3 separate regions of the Mus musculus genome follow, and regions 2 and 3 are each linked to region 1. Evidence: chromatin loops called from intact Hi-C (ENCODE). Cell type or tissue: heart. All regions are shown on one strand.

Region 1 (5,000 bases):
GTCAGTGCTGAGAGCCCTGGTTCACAGAGATATAAAGTGACAATGGTAGGTGTATGTGTAGGCTGTGCATAGCACATCCAGCCCTCCACCTGTGTTACAGCCTCACGTGTGGTGGGGAGCTACTGTGTACGCAGCAGTGACTTAGCTCCTCCTTCTGTCTCCTCCATTTCCTGTAACCCAGAGACTCAGTTGAATAGCTTAACAGCTCAGTGACACTTTTTATCTCTGAATACATCACAGTGTGATTTAGAGTTTTCAGAGACACCGCACTCTTCTTGATGTTTGTGGAATACAGGACTAGGATACAGAGCCTCCCATCTTTTCTCAGTGCAGGCGCTCTGAGACACATGGAAATCCCAGCTATGGCTGGGAGCCCAAGTCTTTAATCCTGGCACTTGGGAGATAAAGATAGGTAGATCTCCATGAGTTCAAGGCCAGCTGGGACTACATGGAGAAACCCTGTCTTAAAAAACCAACGACAGAAAAAAAAATTCCATCTGGCCTCAGCCTCCACAAGCAGATGCTCTGTTAAGTGCAATGCTGAGGGAATTCACTGTAGGCGGCAGGACCCAGAAGAGGCTGGTGCAGCTGTAGGCTGAGGGATGGAGCCTCAGATGAAAGGAGATTGGTGGGCTCTGGGTGGAATCTAGGGGTCTTCAGAACATCCCTATGGGGCCCTCTGTACCTGGGCTAAGGGAGCCCAGTTGTCTAGATCTTACTGGCTCTGGATCCCTGCTCTTCTAGAGGCATGCTATTCTAGATAATCTAAAGCATCTAAAACCGGCCCCAGAGTAGGAGGAAGTAGGATCGGGAGTTCATGGTCAGCCTCAGTTATATAATGAGTCTGAGGCAAGCCTCAGTTTACAGGACCCCTTCTTAGAACCCTCTGCAAGTGCACCCCTGTGGTCCCAGCACTCAGGGTGCAGAGCCAGAGGATCTCTGTAGGTTCCAGGCTAGCTAGGATCTACATAATGAGTACTGTGGTTTAAAAGAATAAAAAGTAGGGTGTTGGAGAGATGGCTCACCAGTTAAGAGCACTGTCTGTTCTTCCAGAGGTCTTGAGTTTAATTCCCAGCAACCATGTGGTGGCTCACAACCATCTAATGGAATCCAAAGCCCTCTTCTAGTGTGCCTGAAGAGAGATACAGTGTACTCGTATACATCAAATAAACAAACCAGGTGGTTGTGTGGTACATACCTTTAATCATAGCACTTGGGAAACAGAAATTTGGATTTTTGTGAGTTCAAGGCCAGCCTGGTCTACAGACTGAGTTCCAGGACAGCCAAGGCTACACTGTCTTAAAAGCCAAGTCTGCCGCACTGTTGTTGCCCTCTGAGTGGTGACAGTGGCCATGCTTCTGCTGGGGAGCGAGCCATAGAGCTTCTCTACAGTAGGCTGTTGACTCTGGAGAAAACTGCCCAGTCACAGAGATGTTCCTCCAGGTTCCAGACAGCCCCAGAAGGCAGTGTTGCCAGCACAGGGCACCTCAGATGCTCCTCTGCCAGCTTGGAGGCGCTATGGGAGACTGGGTCTGCTCTGGGCAGTTGCCCCCAGGATCTGTCTGTTTCACCACTGTTTTTTGTTTTGTTTTGTTTTGTTTTGTTTTGTTTTGTTTTGTTTTGTTTTGTTTTCCCTTTCCTGCCGTCTTCACACAGTCTAAATCTCAGGTTTCAAGTGCAAGTGCGGCTCCAGCTCTCAGCCTTTTGTCTCTGGGGCTCTGTGTCGATCTCGATGCTCTTGTATTTGTCATATGTGACTTAAGAGGAGAGTCCCAGTGGGAGCTGGATGCAGATTCAATGGCCGTTGTCATTTCCGACCTTGGACTGCCTCTGGCACTAAGAGGGGAGCACTGCCAAGCACCTGTTCTGCTGCTGAAAGCACTGTCCGCCTTGGAGCGCCTGGTGGGAGCACTTACGGTGCTGATCTCCCTGAGAAGCCTGGCTGCGCCCATCTCTGCAGTTAGGAGTTTGCCTGCTGCACCTGGTGGTGCCCAAAGCTCACAGAGGAACTAGCAGCCACTGGGCAGTGGTCTTAGTCACGAGAAAGCTGCTGGTGATTGCGACTTCGGCTGAGAAGTGGATGGATTGAGACACCAGCTCTAAAGCCAGGGTAACACTCAAGAGTGAATAAAAGAACGGAGCGGAAGCTCTGGTTAAAAACATCGTGTACTCCTGTCCATCCCAGGCCAACATGCAGATGCAAAGACCACAGGAGGATTTTGCTTCTCTGAAAACTGATCCTCAGGGTGCCACAGGGCACTTTGACAGATTTGTTGCTAAAGCAGGATTCATTCCTCTGAGAAGTCTGGTTAAATTGGCTTCGTAGATCTTGCGATACACGTCACTGCCACCAGGGGGCAGCAGTGCTCAATGGCTAAATTCTCTACAGCCTCTTTGGAAACCAACAGTGTATTTCTCTTTTTTTGTTTGTTTGTTTGTTTGTTTGTTTTTTCGAGACAGGGTATCTCTGTATAGCCCTGGCTGTCCTGGAACTCACTCAGTAAACCAGGCTGGCCTTGAACTCAGGGATCTGCCTGCCTTTGCCTCCTAAAGTATTTCTCTTGTAATTAATAATATCTTTGACATTTAAGAGAGTTGTTTTTCCTCATTCATTCATTCATTCATTCATTCATTCATTCATTCGTGTGTGTGTGTGTGTGTGTGTGTGTGTGCTTGGTGTTTGGCCTGCGTGTGTGTCTGTGTGAGGGTGTTGGATCCCCTGGAACTGGTACTATAGACAGTTGTGAGCTGCCATGTTGGTGCTGAATTGAACCTGGACCCTTAAAGATCAGTCAGGCTTAACCTCTGAAGCACCTCTCCGCCCCTGTCATTTTCTTTTCCAGTAAAGTATAATGTCGGGTGTACACAGTCCCAGCTACTTGGGAGCCCTAGGCAGAGTGTCTCTTCTAGTTTGAGATAAAGCAGGTTTATTTTAGGCCTAACAGTTATGTGTGTTTTAATTGACACAGCTGACCAGTATGGTACAGGATTTCCAGAATTCAAGAAAGTGATCCCAGCATGGTGGTCCATGATGTAATCCCAGCATTGGGAGGCAGAGGCTAGTGGATCTCCAGAAGTTCAAGGCCAGCCTAGTCTACATGGAGGAATTCCAGGCCCTCCAGGGCTACACAGGAAGGCCTTATCATGTGCATACATGCATATATACATCAATAGAAGTACGTTTCGTGTGTATTTTCCTCTTACTCACAGCCGGCAACAAGCATTTTCAGGGTGCTGAAGTAAAACCTAAGAACAGATTAGTGCCCAGTGAGGCTTTTTTGTTTATTTTTTTATAAAAATGTATTGCATTATGATTGTGCATGTAATGTGGGAGGGGCGTGTATACATGCCATTGCATGTATGTGGGGGTCACAGGACAACTGTGCGGAGTCAGTGTTCTCCTCCCACCCTAACGTGGGTCCCTGAGTTGGACTTTGGTTACCAGGCATGCTCAGGTACCCTTACCTGCAATCTCACTGACACCTTATTTTTGTTTTCACTTTCTTGTCTCTCTGTGTAGGCCAGGCTGGCCTTGAACTCAGGGATCTGCCTGCATCTAGCTGTCTCCCAAGTGCTGGGATGAAAGCCATGCGCTCCCACCGCCTGCCCACCGTTTTAACCCCCAGGAAATCCCTTTGAGCCCTTCCCAGCACCAGCTCCTACTTGTCGCCTGTTTCTCCAAGTCCAGCTCTCTCATCTCAGGTTCCATCTTTCAGGGGTTTCTATGGTTACTGGTGTCCAACAGAGCCCAGCCTTTGCCTCTTGCCTCTAGCTCTTCCACCCCGCCCCCATCTCTGTCCGCCCAAAGCAAATTCTTCAGCTAGTCAGGGCTTGCTCTCCTCTCTTTCTTTTTGGTGGTACTAGGATGGAGCCCAGGAGCCCTCGCAAGCGTCCACCGCAGCCACGCCCGGTCCACCCTTTCTGGTTTGTAACTATCTGGGCGTCTGATGAATGGACACAAGTGGCAGTTTAATTAATCCTTGAGTCCATTAAGGTGTGCTCCCATGTGCACCAGCAGCTCCTTAGTCAAGCTGTGTCTTGTTTCTCCCACATACCCCAGGTGGGCACAGCTCTTAGCTTTGTCCCTGTGGATTGCTTTCACATGGCTTCGGTCCTTATTTAAGTGAGATCATGCAAGCTCTGTCCTAAAGCTAGCTTTTAAAAATATATTTTAAATCTTAAAAAATTCTTTTATGGGGCTGGTGAGATGGCTCAGTGGGTAAGAGCACCCGACTGCTCTTCCGAAGGTCTGAAGTTCAAATCCCAGCAACCACATGGTGGCTCACAACCATCTGTAACAAGATCTGACGCCCTCTTCTGGAGTGTCTGAAGAAAGCTACAGTGTACTTACATATAATAAATAAATAAATCTTTAAAAAAAAAAAATTCTTTTATATATTCTCATCCCTATGGCAGTTTTCCCTCCCTCCCCTCTCCCTTCTCCTCCTCCCCTCTCCTGAGTCTCTCCCTCCCACCTTCTCTCTCTCCCAGATCCAAAAAGAGCAGGCCTCCTAGGGACATCAACCAAACACGGCATATCAAGCTGCAGTAAGAGCAGGCACACGCCATCATGGCAAGGCTGGGCAAGGCAGCCCTAGGACAAAAAAGGGTCCCACGGTAGGCAAGAGTCGGGGCAAGCCCTGCTTCCCCCCAGGACTCCCACAGGAGCACCAGGAGCTCAGCCAAGCATCTGCAGAGGACCTAGGTCAGAGGCTGCAGGCTCCCTGATCTCTGTGTGCCTCTGGGCTCCACCTGACGCTTGCCTGGGAGACTCTGCATGAAGTCTCCTTGCTCTCTTTGATGGTGATGCTGCTAGGCTCCTGTCCCAGAACACACTGCAGGCAGGACACACTGCAGGCAGGACACACTGCAGGCAGGACACACTGCAGGCAGGACACACTGCAGGCAGGACACACTGCAGGCAGGACACACTGCAGGCAGGACACACTGCAGGCAGGACACACTGCAGGCAGGACACACTGCAGGCAGGACCCACTGCA
Region 2 (5,000 bases), 54 kb after region 1:
TCCTCGGGCGCGGGCGGGAGGAAGAGAGCGAGAGAGGAAAATGGCGCGGAGCGCCGGGCCTGAGCCGCCGCTGGCCCCGTGGGGGGCCCCGGGCAGGCAGGGAAGCCCGCGGCGGGCTTCGGCCGGACCCCGGGCCGCGCCACCCACCGGTCCGCACGGTGAGGCGCAGCCGGCCGCCGCGAGCTCACCTTGGGTTTCTCGTCGGCCATGGCGAGCGCCGGAGTCTCCTCAGCTGCCGCTTCACAAAAGAGGCACCGGGTCCGCACTGAGGGAGCGCACAAGCAGCACCAGGAGCGGCAGGAGGAGGCGGCAGCGGTGGACGAGGCAGAGGGCGCGCGCACGTCGTGCGCTTCCCTCCCCCCGCCCTGCGTGCGCGAGCACGAGCATCCGGGGCTTCTCATTGGCTGCCGCTTCGCGGGAGCGCGCAACGCTTACATAACCACCCCTCCTCCTCCCCCCCACGGCCCGCGCCTCCGCCGCCTGGGCCAGGCGCCCGCCAGGTCGGCGGGAAGAGGCGCGGACACGCGCACCAGTCCCGCCGCGGGGGCGCGCCTGGCTCTGGGCGGGGCTGTATTGTCCTCCTTCTTTGGTGGAGCATAATCAAAATGGCTTCCAGCTGGTCCTCGGCGAGGACAGGAAGGCGCGTGGCCTTAGACGTGGGGTGAGCCTAGGTCGAGAACGGAAGGCCAACTCCACGTAGAAGGGGGCATCTCCATCAAAAAAGCAGCAGCGGGTTGTGAGAAAAACTCCTGTTCAGTAGGACAAATGCAACTCCCCCCTGCACATCAAACTTCCCAGTCCCTTCGTCCTTCCCCATCAACCAGCTTCCCACCCGGGAGCCTCAAATGTCTTCCAACCTGTTGGGAACCCTACTCTTGCTGTGGAAAACTGTTCTTATAGCCACTCAAAGGATTCCTTGCTTGTGGCCTGCCTCCCAACTTCCAGAGAACACAGTCCATCAGGGGAGCCGACCCAACCTGAAGCTCACGGGCCCATCAATCATTTCGTCCCTTAATCCAGTACAAAGTAGGAGTAGGATCCTCGCATTTGAAGAAAATCCTGCCCTCTGCTGTGCATGCCACCCTGTGGCTCTCACTTGGTGTTTTTATTTCCTGTACCCCTGTATTTTCTTCTACTACTGTGTTCCCACAGAGGGGGGAAATACCACGATTACATTACCACCATAGTGCTTCTTCTCGACCAAACAGCTTGAAAAAATGCCCATGCCAGCTGCTCCACCCCCTCAACTCCCACTCACTCCTCAATCCACTGCAATCTGTTGTTGTCCTCTTAGCTCCACTAGAACTCTCCACAAGGTCACCTTTGCTGAAACCAGTAATACGTCCCGTTTCTCACCCCTACTCAACTCCCTTCGACTCTGCACAAAACAGGCTTTTTTTTTCTGTCACCTTAGGCCAGTGGTAGCACACCTTAATCTTTTTTTCTTTATTAAACTTTATTTTAATTGTTTCTTTGAGTTTTAGTACAGACTTTTTCTGGTTTTTGGGTTTTTTTGTTTTTTTGTTTTTTTTTTTTTTTTTTTTGGTTTTTCGAGACAGGGTTTCTCTGTATAGCATTGGCTGTCCTAGAACTCACTCTGTAGACCAGCCTGGCCTCAAATTCAGAAATCCCCCTGCCTCTGCCTCCCAAGTGCTGGGATTAAAGGCATGTGCCACCACTGCAGCTAGTATAGACTTTTAAAAATTACTATATTTCCTCTACAGGGACGTATGAATCCCTTCCAATATCATCTACTTTCTAAACTCTCCTTTTCTAACTTTTTTTTTAATCCTCCTTGCATGTCTGTGGTGGCATAGGTGTTTAATCCCAGCACTAGGGAGGCAGAGGCAGGTGGGTCTCTGTGCTCTAGGCCGGACAGGTCTACAGACTGAGTTCCAGAAAAGCCAGGGCTACACAAAGAAACCCTGTTTTGAGAAACAAAAACAAAAAGATAAAAATTAAAAAGAAGACAGACAGGGCAACACAGAGAAACCCTGTCTCGAAAAACCAAAAATAAATAAATAAATAAATGAATAAATAAATAAAAGAAAAAGAAAAATTCCTTCTTTTGGGCGGGGCCTAGTGACACAAGTCATTTTAATCCCTACACTAGGAAAGCAAGATAAACAGATCTGTGTGTATTTGCGTATTCCAGATAGGCTGACAGCCAAGGCTACACAGTGAGACCCTGTCTTTGTGTGCCCATCTGGAGGTCAGAGGGTAACTTGTAGGCTTTGGTCTTTTCTTCCATTTTGTTGGTTCTAGGGACTAAAGTCAGCTTATCAGACTTTCTAACAAGGAAGCATCTCACCAGCCCCAAAGCTGTGACTTTTTTTTTTTAAATCAAGTCCCAACAACCACATGGTGGCTCACAACCATCCATAATGAGATCTGACGCCCTCTTCTGGTGCATCTGAAGACAGCTACAATGTACTTAGATATAATAATAAATAAATCTTAAGAAAGATGAATGCTTATGAATACACTGTAGCTTCAGACACAAAGCCACCATGTAGTTGCTGGGAATTGAACTCAGGACCTCTGGAAGAGCAGTCAGTAATCTTTACCACTGAGCCATCTCTCCAGCCCCCAAAGCTATGGCTTCTAAATAGCTCTAAGCCTATGTCCCTGATGCACATCAACCTTAGTAAATCCTAATTAACTAAAATACTTCATTTTGCCGGGCAGTGGTGCCTCACAGGCCTTCAATCCCAGCCCTCAGGGAGCAGTGATGGGTGGATGTCTGAGTTCAAGGACAGCCAGGACTACACAGAGAGACCCTGTCACTGATTTGTATTAATGCTTGCATTATGGGTTCCCAACATGGAATGAGAATCCAGCATGTGAGACACCAAGGGACCCTGCCTCCAGCTGGTTCTGATTGGTGAATAAACTTGCCAGCAGCAAATGGCTGGGGAGAGAGACAGAGGTGAGAGGAACTCTTTAGGATTCCCAGGGGACAGACAAAGAGACAGAATCTCAGAATCGCCATGGCGGGGAGGGGGGTGAGATCCAGGCTGGAGAGCCCCTGAAGGGAAAGCATACAACCATCTAAGCACTTGGAAAGAGGGGCCCCAGGGGTGCCCCCCCATTGAGTCTAGGGTAGCAAAGATGGAATATAGATCTTAATAATTCAGGAGTATGGGGGTAGCAACTTGGAAGTTTGGGAATAGCCCGGCCATTGAGGGATTAAGTTGTATTAAATATAAGGCTACATACATGTGTGTGTGTGTGTGTGTATGTCTGTGTCTTTCATTCAAGAATCCACACATTAGGCCAGAAGCAAGGAACTCCTGCCACCAGCCGCCAGGGAGATTAGAGCAGGTTAACCAACTACCTAACCAACTACAGAAACAAAACCCTGTCTTGAGGGCTGGTGAGATGGCTCAGTGGGTAAGAGCGCCCGACTGCTCTTCCGAAGGTCCAGAGTTCAAATCCCAGCAACCACATGGTGGCTCACAACCATCCGTAACAAGATCTGACTCCCCCTTCTGGTGTGTCTGAAGACAGCTACAGTGTACTTACATATAATAATAAATAAATCTTAAAAAAAAAACAAAAAACAAACAAACAAAAAAAAACCCTGTCTTGAGCCGGGTTTAGTGGCGCACACCTTTAATCCCAGCACTCGGGAGGCAGAGGCAGGAGGATTTCTGAGTTCAAGGCCAGCCTGGTCTACAAAGTGAGTTCCAGGACAGCCAGGGCTATACAGAGAAACCCTGTCTCAAAACAAAGACAAAACAAAACAAAAAACAACCTGTCTTGAAACACCAACAAAACAAAACAAAAACTTCACTTTAGATAGTTCTAGGTATCCTCACGTTTAATCCCAGCATTCACAAAGCAGAGAATCTCTCTGGTCTACATAATGTCTTCCAGGTCAGCAAGAGTTACAATAAGAGCCAGGGATTAAGAAGATCTAAGAAGCCAGGGATTAAGAAGATCTAAGAAGGCAGAAGCAGGCAGATCTTTGTGAGTTCAAGGCCAGCCTGGTCTACAGGGCTATAAACCCTGACTTAAAAAAAAAAAAAAAAAAAACCAGTTAGGGCTGGTGAGATGACTCAGTGGGTCAGAGCACTGACTGTTCTTCCAAAGGTCCTGAGTTCAAATCCCAGCAACCACATGGTGGCTCACAACCATCTATAATGAGATCTGACACACTCTTCTGATGGGTCTGAAGCCAGCTATAGTGTACCTATGTATAATAATAAATAAATCTTTTTAAAAAAGAACTAAAAAAAAGTTAATGTCTATTTGCCATATATATATGGTAAAGAAAAAAAACCCTGTCTTGAGCCGGGTTTAGTGGCGCACACCTTTAATCCCAGCACTCGGGAGGCAGAGGCAGGAGGATTTCTGAGTTCAAGGCCAGCCTGGTCTACAAAGTGAGTTCCAGGACAGCCAGGGCTATACAGAGAAACCCTGTCTCAAAACAAAGACAAAACAAAACAAAAAACAACCTGTCTTGAAACACCAACAAAACAAAACAAAAACAAAAAAGAAAGAAATTATTACTATATGTAAGATCTTATTGGCATTTGAGATACAAAGAAATGCAAATAAAGATGAAAGTTCTAATAACTCACAGTCGGGGTGGGGGGGCAGGCAGGGGTCTTTCTTTTTTTCTTTTTAAAGATTTATTTATTTATTATATGTAAGTACACTGTAGCTGTCTTCAGACACTCCAGAAGAGGGCGTCAGATCTTGTTACAGATGGTTGTGAGCCACCATGTGGTTGCTGGGATTTGAACTTCAGACCTTCGGAAGAACAGTCTGGTGCTCTTACCCACTGAGCCATCTCACCAGCCCTGAGAGGGCCTTTCTTAATGGTTTTGTTTTGTTGTTTTTCAAGACAAAGGCTTTTTTTTTTCCCTTTGTTTTGTTTTATATATACACTGTTGCTCTCCTCAGAGACACCAGAAGACGGCATTTTAACCCATTTAGAGATGGTTATGAGCCACCATGTGGTTGCCAAAATTGAACTCAGCACCTTTGAAAGA
Region 3 (5,000 bases), 130 kb after region 1:
CACAACTATCCTTAACGAGATCTGACTCCCTCTTCTGGTGTGTCTCAAGACAGTGACAATGTACTTACATATAATAAATAACCTTTAAAAAAAAACTTTATAAAAAAACAATTTGTACTCTGCATGGAATGGTGTAAACCTTTTATCCCAATACTTAGGTAGAAGAGGCAGGCCAGGGAGAGATGTAGGCCAGCCAGGGAGAGATCCTGTGCCAATAAATCAATGACTGTAAGATTAGGAGGCTGCAGGAGACCAAAGCACAAGTGTAGTTTCTTAGGCTACACGTCTTTTATTTTCTAGCACTGCCTTGATGGCGTACACTGAATGCCAAGGCTTCTACTTTTTTTTTTTTTTTTTTTTTTTGAGATAGTCTTGTTTTGCTCTGGCTGGCCTCAAGCTCACCATGTAATTTTTTTTTTAGGTTCATTCATGTCATATGTATGAATATTTTCTTACATGTATATATGCATGCCATGTGTTTGCCGGAGATAGAGGATAGCACGGGATCCTGAGAACTGAGCTATCAATGGTCTTGAACCTCTCAAGGTCCTCTGCAAGTCAAGTGTTCTTTATGGCTTTCTGTTGTGTTTTGTTTTGGTGACAGCATCTCACTGTGTAGCCAGCTATCGTGCCTCCTGCTTGCTGGGGTTAAAGGAGAACAGCACGCAAATGCTCTAAATCACTGGGCCATCTCTCCTCCCACAGGCACAGTCTGTGTTGAGCAATTTGGCCTTGAATTTGTGCTAATTCTCCTACCTCTGTAATCTGCTGGGATTACAGGCATGGAGACGTCTCCAAAATGTTTAGCTTAGCACATGACGGCAATTGCTAATTGTCCTGTCAAACTTCTGTCGTGAGTGTTACAACGGAAGGGCCAGGCAATTACATATCCCCTCTGCCAGGCTGATTCTCCAAACCAGGCATCTCTGTACATTCAAGGGTGCTGACTGCACCAAATGCAAAGCCTTTAAAGAGAAAGCAGTGTTCTCTTTCATGGGTACTTAAAGGCTTTATGATCTTAGATCTAACTCTGTGATTCATTCTCCAATCTACTGGCTTAAATGTGGTGAGAATTAGGTTGTGACTTACTTTCTGAGAGCCAAGAAGGGCTTGGGCACTGCCTGGCTCTGGGCTTCAGCCCCCAGTGCGGCTCTTACCCAAATGGAATATGCATGGGAACCTCAAGTCGGACTCTGGTAGCGTGCTGGATAGTTTTATGTCAACTTGACACAAAATAAGTGGTGGGTGGGAGGCTCACCTTTGAGCGCGGTCTTCAGCAGCTGCTGCGTCTCTGCATCAAAAGACTGGATTTTATAATCATCTCTACTGGCCTCGCTCATGACGGTCTAAGCCCGGCAGGTTTTCACTGGCCTGAAACTAAGGACAGCACCTGAGAAGCAAAGACGGTTGAGGCTTCAAGGGTGAATCACAAAGCTCCCGATTCTAGCCCTGTAGGCACTGGGCCGGGCAGACCAGGCCTTGGGACGGGTGGAACTGGACTTTCTGTCGCGTTCAGTGCTTGGCTGAGTGCCCACCAAACTTGGCTTCGGGTGGAGTAGTTGAGCACCAAGTGGCCACCTGCTGCTCAGCTGAAGGAAACCCAGGCTTCTGGGGTTACATCTGAGAAGTGAAGCGGGAATTCACCTACGGTCCCAGCGGGATCTGAGTTATCCCAGATCTGGGATCTGATACAGTCAGTATCAGGGTAAATTTCGGGGTGCAAATACTGAACTGGGTGTAAACGTCAGGCTCGCCTTTATCGTCTAGCACGGAGGACGCTGGCTCAGTCCAAGCCGCAGATCCTGATACCAGCAGGGCTCCGAGCCCCTCTCTCCCAGCGTTTCCAGTCCGTCCACCCCTGCAGCCGTTGGGCCAGGGCTGGCCCGCGCCTGCGTCTGGGGCGCCGCGCGGCGCGCGCCCGGCGTGGTACCGCGCGGCGGCGGCGGCGGCGGCGGCGGCGCCAGGGCGACTCGCTAGCGCCGCCTACCGGCCACGACTCGCCCTCGCCTCCGCACCCCGCCGCCGCCCCGGGCCGCTCCCTCGCTTGGCGCGGAGACGGATCGGCACCCGACAACTGCGACACCGCCACCGTCGCGCGCTGAAAGCTCACCGGCCCCTGTCCCCTTCCCACCCGGCGCACCTCCGCCTTGTTTCTGACCACGAAAGCCTCCGAGCGCTGGGCCGGACCCTCCCTGCGTTTTGCGTGAAGTTGTTGGTCTTGCCAGGTCGCACCCCGCGCCGGGGTCACCATATCCCTTGCCCCGCTCAGGTGAACTAGGTCAGACTCTCCCCGGCCGGGCAGCGTGGGAGGAGCTTCGGGAAGGCGTGGCCTATTCGGGGGGAGGGGCGTAGTCTTCTGGGGTTTGGCCGGTTAAAGCGGAGTGCAAGGGCTGGGGCACACTCTGGCAACTCCCTCTCCTGCCACTCACTGTAAAATAAGTTTTAAACCAAAGGAGCAGCCAAGATAAAGGGCCCTGGGTCTTTCCTAGGGGGAATCGGGAGCAACACTGCTGCGCACGAGGGACCAGGAGCCAAAGCTCTCAGCTGCTTTAAGAGTTTGCCACAGCGCTCAGGGTGATAGTACCAAAAAGCTCGAGAAGCTCCTGAGGGCGGGGAAATGAGGAGCACGGAATTTACGTCGATAAGACTTCTTAAAAAAAAAAAAAATCAGACAGCCGACCCTGAATCTTCCAGGTTAAGATAAAGGAGAAACAACATCCCACCACGCAGGGAGGCGCATTAAGACACAGGATGTTTTAAGTAGGGGAAGTGAACAACTCACAGGCTCCTGGAAGCCCCTCCCTACTAAGAATGTAAAAGCAGCGAGGATTGCCGAATTGCACTCAGACGAGCTAAGTGGCCTAAAAAGGCTCGAGCTAGCACACCCTGTGGAAACAGCAGCTTGAGCTGGGCTGCCCAGTGTACTCTTGAGACTGCTCCAGTTGACCTGAAGATAGGCTGGGACCAACTGAGCTGCCTGGAGGTCTCTCCAATCTGTTGGGCTGCCTGCAGACTGCACTGTGCTCCATGATCCCAGCTTTCATGAGTTCAGCAATGCTAGGCTGAGCTTTGGGTAATGTCCCTGTCTTTGAGTCATTTCTGCTCCTGTAACTCCCAATTGGACTTTGGTAATGTGCTGGATAGTTTTATGTCAAGTTGACACAAACTAAAGTCATTTGAAAGGAGGGAGCCTCAACTAAGAAAATGCCTCCATAAACTCCTACTGCCTGTGGAGCACTTTTGTAATTAGTCATTGATGGGGAAGGGCCCAGCCCATTGTGGATGGTGCCATCCTTGGACTGATGGTCCAGGCTGAGCAAGCCAGTAAGCAGCTCCCTCCATGACCTCCAGCTCCTGGCTCCAGGTTCCTGCCCTGCTTGAGTTCCTGTCCTGACTTCCTTTGGTGATGAACAGTGATGTGGAAGTGTAAGCTGAATAAACCCTTCCCTCTCCAACTTGCTTTTTGGTCATGGTGTTTATCATAGCAGTAGAAGAAACAAGTAGTATCCTTACAATGGTCTGCAGTCAGCTTCTCCTCTGGTATATAAATTTATTCACATCTCTCCAGCAATAGGGTCACAAAACACTTCTGCTGCTCCAAGCCCAGGAAGCCAACGGGCCACCCATCTCAGAAGCCCTCCCAAGTGACCCTGGGTCTTCAGAATCAGGAGCCAAGATCAGAAAAGTGAACCACTAGGGGAGGGCTACAGTGGACCACAGAGGGGAGAGTGGAACTGACAGGCAGGGCAGAGCCCCAGTTTTCACGATCAGGGCCATTCCCAGCAGGCATTACAATCCAAGTTATGGCAGGGGCTGGAATCCCACAAAGTCAAGAAGTCTCTCCTCCCTTCCTTCTTTAGACCAACCCCACCACTAGGCTCGAGCATGGGAAAGACAGCAGTCATGTGATTCTTCTCGTGAACAGGAAGCTCCCTCTTCATCTGCATCCCTGGCTCTGCCTACAGCGCCCACCACACCTCACCAGGCTGTCGGACATCCCATGCCCTGGGCCTGAGGCCCATCTGGGATTAGAGGACATGGTGTGCAGCATGCGTGCAGAGCTGGTGATGGCCCCTGCACTCCAGTGGGAGGGGAAGGAGAGGAGCCACTCCTGTCTGCCCTTCACCGCCTCTGTCTCAGTTTCCTCCCTGACCTGTTGTGGAGCCTCACAGGCACAAAGGCTTGGGCCTGGGAGTTCAGAAGCTACCCACATGACAGGGTTCTCCCCCTAAGCTGACAAGCATGGCTACCTCAGGGCTGCAAGCCAGAAAGGCCCCTCCCCCATCATCCTCCCTCAGATGGGATGTGTTCCTAAGCTATAGGAGTGACACAAGGAATGCGTGTTTTACTTTAATGTCTATTAAATAAGTTGGTAGGAGGAGCAGACCAAGTTGTATAGGTTAGAACTGTGCAAAGAGCCCGGCCCCGTCTGCACTCCAGTGTGGTCCTATCAGGACTAGGAGCATTCTCCCCAAAGCCAGGACTGCAAAAAAGGATGGCCAGTTCCTTCTGGATTGGGCTGGTCGGAGGTGAGACGCATGCGCACCAGGTTCCTCCACCTAGGCCTTCTTTTTACAGTGCAAGCACCCCCTTCTCTCTTCCTTCTGTTCAGCGAAGGCCCTTGCGTCCTTCTGCCTTCAGCTCCGGATGACTTCATGCTCCCGGCAGCTGGCCTGGAAGGCCAACCAGGCAGCAGCCATTGTTCAGTATGAGCTCAGAGCCAAGTCTTGTCGGGCCCCTCCTTAGGCCCCTCCTGCCTCACAACTATCTGTCTTCCCTCCTTATGCAGTGGAAGAGGTTACAGAAGAGCTCGTACCAGAAGAACATGAAGCCAGTGGAGAGTGCAGCCTTCATCAGGCTGGGGGACAGGCCCTTGAAGAAGCCCCGGGTGCCTTCTTCCTGTAGTACCTGCTGGGTGAGGTCCAGGAGGCCCCTGTAGCTCCGCACCTGGAGAGAGGAAGGTGGAGGCTGAGGAGGAAGCAGGGACCTAAACCACGACT

What was found. Peaks named below come from ENCODE experiments on the same cell type or tissue, not always from the same donor. Only the 100,000 strongest peaks of a DNase experiment are listed, where the experiment ranks them.
Region 2: it touches region 1 in a loop (6-fold over the local background); 18 of 42 quality-filtered maps call a loop at or near these places.
Region 3: a loop joins it to region 1, with 3 times the contacts of the local background. A loop is called at or near these places in 13 of 42 quality-filtered maps.

The regions. Positions count from the first base shown.
Region 1 is chr11:115,481,587-115,486,586 of GRCm38, forward strand. All of the region lies in intron 2 of Armc7 (armadillo repeat containing 7), which reads left to right. Among named protein-coding and RNA genes, the nearest start is that of Nt5c, 7.7 kb to the right of the region's middle. In heart, no CTCF peak of the experiment used is centred here; a DNase peak (open chromatin) is centred at 2,089; H3K27ac peaks cover 376 bases.
Region 2 is chr11:115,535,910-115,540,909 of GRCm38, forward strand. It overlaps Sumo2 (small ubiquitin-like modifier 2), which reads right to left and starts at 321. Exons shown (of 4, transcript NM_133354.2): 1 at 189-321. The coding sequence starts at 209. In heart, CTCF peaks have their summits at 183 and 2,417 (motif pointing left); a DNase peak (open chromatin) is centred at 432; H3K4me3 peaks cover 1,101 bases; H3K27ac peaks cover 1,344 bases.
Region 3 is chr11:115,610,645-115,615,644 of GRCm38, forward strand. Mif4gd (MIF4G domain containing) reads right to left here and starts at 2,325. Exons shown (of 6, transcript NM_001243584.1): 1 at 2,141-2,325; 2 at 1,259-1,390. The coding sequence starts at 1,340. Slc25a19 (solute carrier family 25 (mitochondrial thiamine pyrophosphate carrier), member 19) reads right to left here. Exons shown (of 7, transcript NM_026071.3): 7 at 3,537-4,947. The coding sequence ends at 4,765. In heart, CTCF peaks have their summits at 1,532, 1,809 and 2,057; DNase peaks (open chromatin) are centred at 1,677, 2,317, 2,857, 4,947 and 4 weaker places; H3K4me3 peaks cover 2,465 bases; H3K27ac peaks cover 2,648 bases.